3 separate regions of the Mus musculus genome follow, and regions 1 and 2 are each linked to region 3. The links are chromatin loops, found by intact Hi-C in ENCODE. Cell type or tissue: left cerebral cortex. All regions are shown on one strand.

Evidence for each region. Hi-C counts contacts between places; a loop is a spot of excess contacts. Peaks named below come from ENCODE experiments on the same cell type or tissue, not always from the same donor. Only the 100,000 strongest peaks of a DNase experiment are listed, where the experiment ranks them.
Region 1: it touches region 3 in a loop (2.8-fold over the local background); 2 of 42 quality-filtered maps call a loop at or near these places.
Region 2: it touches region 3 in a loop (2.5-fold over the local background); 6 of 42 quality-filtered maps call a loop at or near these places.

What each region holds. Positions count from the first base shown.
Region 1 is chr5:71,969,585-71,972,084 of GRCm38, forward strand. The region is part of intron 4 of Gabrb1 (gamma-aminobutyric acid (GABA) A receptor, subunit beta 1); the gene reads left to right. Among named protein-coding and RNA genes, the nearest start is that of Commd8, 200 kb to the right of the region's middle. In left cerebral cortex, no CTCF peak of the experiment used is centred here; DNase peaks (open chromatin) are centred at 974 and 2,398; H3K27ac peaks cover 2,104 bases.
Region 2 is chr5:71,501,252-71,503,751 of GRCm38, forward strand. Cox7b2 (cytochrome c oxidase subunit 7B2) reads right to left here. Exons shown (of 3, transcript NM_030052.3): 2 at 2,200-2,262. Among named protein-coding and RNA genes, the nearest start is that of Cox7b2, 46 kb to the right of the region's middle. In left cerebral cortex, a CTCF peak has its summit at 1,007 (motif pointing right); a DNase peak (open chromatin) is centred at 1,012.
Region 3 is chr5:71,652,709-71,655,208 of GRCm38, forward strand. The region is part of intron 2 of Gabra4 (gamma-aminobutyric acid (GABA) A receptor, subunit alpha 4); the gene reads right to left. Among named protein-coding and RNA genes, the nearest start is that of Gabra4, 4.3 kb to the right of the region's middle. In left cerebral cortex, no CTCF peak of the experiment used is centred here; a DNase peak (open chromatin) is centred at 1,525; H3K4me3 peaks cover 552 bases; H3K27ac peaks cover 538 bases.

The DNA.
Region 1 (2,500 bases), 320 kb after region 3:
TGTTTGGCTGTGGGTCTCCCCATCTGTTTCCATCCACTGCTGGATGAAGCCTCTCACGAGACAGTTATGGTAGACTCCTGTCTGCAAGCACAGAAGAGTATCATTACTACTGTTAGGAGTTTGTTCTCTCACGGGGGCTGGACCTAAATCCCCTACACATTTGTAGCAGATACGCAGCTTGGTCTTCACGTGGGTCCTCTAATAGTTGGAGCAGAGGCTGTCAATGATTCTGTTGCCTGCCATCACTGGATTGCCCAGTTGGACCTCTGTGGAAGAGGATGCACTTAGTCCTGCTTCGACTAGATATCCCAGAGCTGGGTGGTGCCCAAGGGAGTCTTCCCCTTTTCTAAGGAGGGGAGGAAAAGATAAGGGCAGGGGGGGAGGAATTTGTAAGGGCGAGACTAGGATGAGAGGAAGGCAGGTGTGATTGGGATATAAACTGACTAAATAAATTAATGAAAAAATGTGGAAGGTGATTAGATTCAAATAAGATGGGAAAGTCATTATTTGCTAGATCTGAATTCACGCATGCACCAAGCTTGTTTTGGTTTCAACCTTGGATGCCTTTTTCCTGAATCTCACCTGTGCTTTAGAAGCCCGTGTTGGCTGTCTGTTGTTGCTAAAATGAGGAATAATTCCTGCCTATTAGCAAGTGAGTTTACCTCCAGGAAACCACTGAAAATCAGTAGAAATCAGAAGAGCTTCAGCAGGAGCCTAAATTAATCTACAGGAGCCTTTCAGAGCTGTGAGCAGTATGAGTCCCCACACAACAAGGTCAGCCCAGTCACGATTTTGGCTCTGCTTTTAAAGTGGAAATGATTTCTGAAAGACAACTTGCCTGTTGATTTATGTTAGGGAGTGGGGGTGGCAAAAAATAAATAAATAAAACAACAAAACATTAAGAAAATATGACTAATCAAGAGCCATAAGCCTGGAAAACAGAAGCGCCTGATTAGTGATGCAAAGCTGGGATCATGTCTTCTTGTATTTGTCAAAATGGGGAACATAAAATCCTGCTAACCTATTCAGCTAGCTGAAAGGTTTCCATGACAACGGTGGGAACACGGAACATTCAGTCCCCTTGTCTTCAAAAATAACCTTTCAGTATAGGCGAGAGATTGTTAAAGGCACTAACCCGCTTCACCTGGGTAGTCCAAGGTAACTATAGCTGACCAGAATCTTGGTCTCTTTCTACTCAGTAAGAACATCGAAAGGTCTGTTTATCCTATAGCTCAGAACAAAATTGAAGGTGATTCAGCCCACAATAAACTATGCTTGGTTTCAGAAGGTTAAAGTTTTTTCAGTTTGTACACTCATTAGCTCCCCCGCCCCCATGCCTTGACACAGGAATGAGAACTCACTCCTATGCAGGACCTTGTATATATATAAAACTTGGGGGTTTCTTTTTACTTGCTCTTTAAAGGCAGTTAAGTTGAAAAGAGAAAATGCAATTATCTTATAATTTTTTCCTGCCTCAACACCTTTTCTGATAAACAATATAGAGAAAATTAAGAAATAAACATATATGAGCATATATCTATCTGTATTCCTATGTAATGTACATACTGTATCTCTATTTTAATTTTTAACTAACATATTTCTTAAGTCAGACTACATGGGTAAGCATAGATTATGGATGAATGTCATCAAATATGGGAGATCATCATATGGTGGTCATGTTTCCAAGCGTGGGTCTACAAAGAACCAAATCATACTTTAATGAGTACGCTGGTGCAATTAACCTACCTCATTTGGCATTCCTGTTTCTCCAAGAGCGAGGTTCTGATCAGGCCTATTGGCTGCCAATCCAACGTGGAGCCTCTCTTCCCCGGTTTAGTCGACCTCTGCCCAGGAGGCACGTTTAGTTCCAAGTGCTTCAAATGGTAGAATCGATAGAGTCCAGGGGACCACCACATCAGCCTTTATGGTGAAAGACATCTTTGAGAACTCCACTTGAGGATAGACAATTCCATATCTTCTTTCTAAGACATAGTCTCCATGGAGTTGCAAGAAGGGACAGAAGCAGTAAGGGGAAGGGCATGGTGGAGACATTGAAAAGAATGAAATATACCAAGCAAACTTGAGACTGCTCTGTGATCTCAGGTGTCAGTGAGGGGCTAGAACTTGAGTCCACCACCCCCCCCCCAATATTTTTATTTATAGGAATTCTAAATAGCAAAGACTTTTTTTCCCAAAATGTAATAGCGGAAGCTACAGAGGAGGAGTTCTTTTTCACTTTTGAAACATTCCTCAATTCTGTAGCCTACATGGGAGCTAATCACAAGGACTCCCTCTTTGTTCACTTACTGTGAAGGAGCTGTGCTGTTCCTAACCCTGGGAAAGGGAGGACTCAGAATCACTCAGACTCTCTGTGGATGCAACTCATCCTCTTGGCACCTGCACTGCACTTTATATTGGATTCTAAATCAGCAGGAGAAGCCTTGTGGTGGCAAAATGAAGAGTTGGGCTGGCGTGACTTAGAGCTCTAAGTGTAAGCATC
Region 2 (2,500 bases), 150 kb before region 3:
TTTCCTAAAAGATGAGATTAAGCCTGTGAGTCAGTGGCCTGCCCAAAAAATATAAAAAAATATAAAAACCAGGACTCAAAGGGTTATTCAACAAATCAGGGGCTAATGTAAGTACCTATCTTGCTAATAGCTTCAAAATTACATGAGAAGGGAATCTACAAAAGACAAAAACAAAGATATCTTTATACGGTAGCCCTGCAATTATCACACTGAAGACACAAAGCCTATAAGAAATGATTTAAACTGTCAATAACTTCTAGCATAGAAGGAGAAAATAGGAGAAAGCAAATACCTCTGTAAAAATTTATACGTGTGTATTTTAGTATAATATATGCAATTTAACCTCACAAAGACAATGCAATTCCTTTTAAGAGTATGAAAACAAATACAAGGAAACTAGCAGTTAGAAGTAAGTAGTCTGCTGGTCTGGGCTGAGATATTTGCTATGACATTCTTAATGGGTAGCAGGGGATCCCTGGCTAAGATCCCTGGACATAGTACAGAATGGAGGGCATTTACACTTCACGTTCAGCAGCTGCAGAGAAACAGCAGGCTCCTAAGAAAGTCTCAGTATGTGTGTCTTTTTCACAAGGTAAATTTCTTAAAAGATAAACATAATTGAGTTCTCTTGTTTAACTAGTAAAATGCCCATCAATTTACCAAGACAGAATTGTTAACAGAAATTTCCCATAACAAGGTTTATTCCCCACCCAAAGTTGTGCCTTAATAATTAATATCAGTATGCATAATTGCACAATGGATGGCATGTTAACATGAGATAAAGAACTTTAGAAATCACATATTCTCATATTCTGCTTTCAAACTGATCCTATATCTGAGCAGGGATCGACACCAGAAAAATGTGTGACTGCACATCTGTGGAAAATTATACACCATATACCTGCTGGCCAAGCTAGCAGGAAAAGAAAGATCATCACTATCTTATAGCACAAGGAGATTCTAAAAGCCACGTAAATTCCACAGAACCATGATTATATGACCACACCAGGGGGCGCTCTTAACACTGAAATGATGGATGACATTTTATTCTACTTAGTGGTCTCGGCTGGCTGAAAAGAAAGGGTTTTTTTGTTTGTTTGTTTTTGTCATTTGGCTTTTTGGTTGTTATTTTTTAACCTTTGTATAACTATTTTTAAGTGCTCCTCTCTTGTACGTGCTCACTGACAGCACACAGATTTTCTTCTGCAGCCTACTGTTAGCACTAGGAAGCTAGTCTATCAAGGAAAGTTTTTTCTCCACTAGGAAATGTTTATTTTGGAAACATTGTGTCAACTTAACTCACATCAACCTCTTATTCTCCCTGTAGTTAGACTGATTACCATTAACATAAAGACATAACATGTTTTGATGAGCACAGACGTTTAAAATATATTACTAATGTAAATTAAAAAAAAAAAAAAACTCCCTATCAGAGGGACCTTTTAATTCCTTCCAGCCCCCCCCCTTAAAAAGGAAGTATGATTTGATGTGTGTGAGTGTGTGACAGAGACAGAGGGTGTGTGTGCATGTGTTTTGTGTGGGTTTGTGTTAATATGAAGAAAGCACTGTACAACTAACTGTGCTTCACCCTCAAAGGTTCTGTAAGCAATAACAGAAAGCTCTTGGATGAAAGTTGTGTGCTAGGACTGAGCCACACCAAAACAAGGTTTGTCCAGTACACATCTTGGGGTTCACAATGTGATCAAATATCCGAACAAATATCCGACAACACATTTGCGCTTAACACTTTCTGGTTTACTTGTATTCTTTGTAATAGTCTTACTTTTTGTTAGAGTGTTACAATTTTTTGGTTGTTGTTTTGGTTTGGTAGATACAGTCTCATAATGTAAAGGCTTGCCTCAATTTTGCTTTGTGGCCAACGATGGCATTGAAGTCCTGACCTTCCTAACTCTCAAGTACTGGAAGGAAACATGAGTACTAGAAATAAAATTTAAGAAACGTGTTAAAAAAAAAAAAGTTCTGTAAGCAGGTCTAGCAGACTTGAATTCACACCTGGAATTTACACAGTAGCCTAGACGGACCTTGAATTTATGATTGTCCTACCTCAGTCTTACCAAGTGGTAGCTACAACCACTGCCATGTGGCAGATACACTATTCTAAATGTTATTCAAAACAGGACATTGCAATGGAATCCTAATCTAGAGCGCTCTAACCCACTTCTCTAATGTTCTCATTACCTGCAAAGTCAGTCGAGAACAGACAAGAACAGACGCTCTCCTCAGAAGTTCTGACTCAGCTGCCTAAAAGCACAGAAGAAAAATCAATGTGAGTTTTCAGAGAAACAGAAAATGACAACAGGGAAATAGGCTATGCTACCCACAAAGGGTCACAATAGTACTCCATTAAAAGCAATGTTTGCACACAAAGGGCACCCAAGAAACATAAATTTTATGAAATGACTCAAACATGAAATGTAAGCAAAGTACGGGGCAAGACGTCATGTCATGCCTGTCTGCCTATGGTTCTAGGGACAGGGGC
Region 3 (2,500 bases):
TAGTACCGTAATAATCCTGGCCCTACTTTAGAACAAGAAGGGCACCAGAAACCTTTGATTCTCATAATCACACCAATCTATTATCCACTTATTCATATTTTATTTGTTTTGTTGGTCTGCTTGTTGAGTTGGCTTGGTTTTATTGGTTGTTTATTTGCCCAACAATAACTTTTCTCTTTCCCTCCTGGCACCCTCTGTTATTAACTTGAAAGATTTGTTTAGCCATCATTTCTATGTAGACTAGATTCCTTTCACACTTTCTATTTTGATGTTACTAAGTTGTCCCACTATATTATCATTTACTTGTTTGATTTTGGCTACTTTTATCTCTTTTTATTGCTTAGAGGTAAAGTCCATGACAGGCAGTTTTGATACCAAATACTGTCTTAAGACTTCCATATTACTCCTTCTACGTAACACTGTATCTGCACACTGGTATAACAAATGAATCAATTGGTGACTCAGGGAATGTCGCTTTCACTTTCTGTTCCTCTACTTAAAATATTCATTCGATGTATGATTATTAATCGTGGTTTGACAGTCAATTAATAAAGCTAGCACATGACACAGGAACTTTCAGACTGAGACACAGATCATCTGAAAACTTCCTAAGAACAATTAGGTTTGTGTCAGAGAAATAGACCAAGTTCACTCAAATGAATACAAGTTTCCATGTTTTCTCCTCCATTTTAAATACTATTATTTTTCTCTTTTGGGGTGTTATAATTGCTTATTTATCCTTAACTAAATAATAAGAGTTATGTTCAGGATAACTGACTCTTGGTACACAGTACTATGTGAGGATGCCTCCAAAAATGGACATAACCATCAGGTGTCTTAACTAAAGATTGGAAGATGTGATGTGAACTGTGACTTTGTCAATTTTTAGCCTTAGTTATTGTGGACATTCAGTAGGAATTCTCTCAACCTCTTCTCTAGCAGAGGAATAATGCCTACCTTGTGCATCTCTGTGTTTCTGAAGCAATCTTATTATTTAAGACCATGGTACATTCCAGTAATATGAAGTCCTACTACACTAATGAGCAACCTTGTGAAATTAATGGAAGTCTTCTATTTCCATATCAGTAAGGTTAAGGAAGATGATCTAAAGCAACCACCTATATTTATCGTATTAATTGTTTGAGATTATATGCCCCCAAGACTGTATGTATGCCTCAGATATGTAGAAAATAAGGAAAGGCAGGATTCCTAAACTATCTTCCTGTGGTCAGCTACCTAGTTTTATGAAGCCATACAACTGTGTTCAAAGTGGACAAGAGACAGAAAGAACGACTTTCTAGTTCCTCTGTGACAAACTCAACGTGGGTGCCACTTCTAAGCAGGAACAAGCTACATCAGCATGATAGGAACTAACTGACTGACTCATCAGAAGCTGAAAGACTTCTGCCCTTCAGAAGTCCATTCCAGCTTCTCTCTACTGGCCTGCTCTGTTCACCTTTCCCCTCCCTGCCCTCCCCAATGGGAGAATGTGGAGATGAGAGAGAGAGGAGTTCCTGGAGGGATGAAGAGAAGAGAACCATTTCAGCTCCCTTTATCTCCCCACGGCAAGCTGTGCTGCCAAGTTAAAAATACATAATTTGGTTTCCAAATCTATTTCAACCTCTGCCTGGCCGACTGTGTAGTCACAAACCATCCCGTTGCAATTCACGTCTTTGCTTTCAGCTTTATTTTAAATTGAACCCGGCTAAGTTGTATAAACAGATGAAAGGTAAATGTCCCACAAAGAGCAGAAATGGGATTAAAGGAGGCAGGAAGCCAATCCATATTTATAGTGTGCTGTGGTCAAAATCTGAATGGTTTTCATCTTATTTTTAAATGCCAAACTTTCGGCAAAGTATAAAATGTCAAGTCATGGAAGGGATGAAAGTTGCGGCTTATAAATTTACCTGGTAACAGGAATGTTTCTTTTTATGTTCAATAGTTCCCAATAGAACTTCCATGTAAACAGATAATCCATGTCCTGCAGGTGATCATTACCATCCTTCTGTCATATTTGGACTACGACCTGCTTACAGAGAACGGCCCATTTCTGAGGAGCCAATCGTCTCACCACAGATATCTATGAGCAGGGTGAAAATATCCCTTAGACTGCAAATTTTTTTGTTTGTTATTTTTTGTTTTGTTTTGTTTTTTATTTTTTTTTAATTAGGTATTTTCCTCATTTACATTTTCAATGCTATTAGGCTGTAATTTTTATGGTAACTTCGTTAGTAATTTATCATCTGCTAACACTCAAAGTAAGATAACTGCAACCCTGACCCGTGATGGTTTATAGCAATGGTCAGGTGAATGAGGCAGATCACTCAACAATGTCAAGTAAGATGACTGATAATCAACTTGAGACACTTAGCCACGTTATAGTTGACGGAACCTAACTCTCTTATGGTCTTCCCGGTGTTATGGGAGAGAGCACATGGTAAAAATGCTTCTATATAGCAGATTCCTTTCTTCTTCTTTTTTTTTAATAAGTTGTCTTACA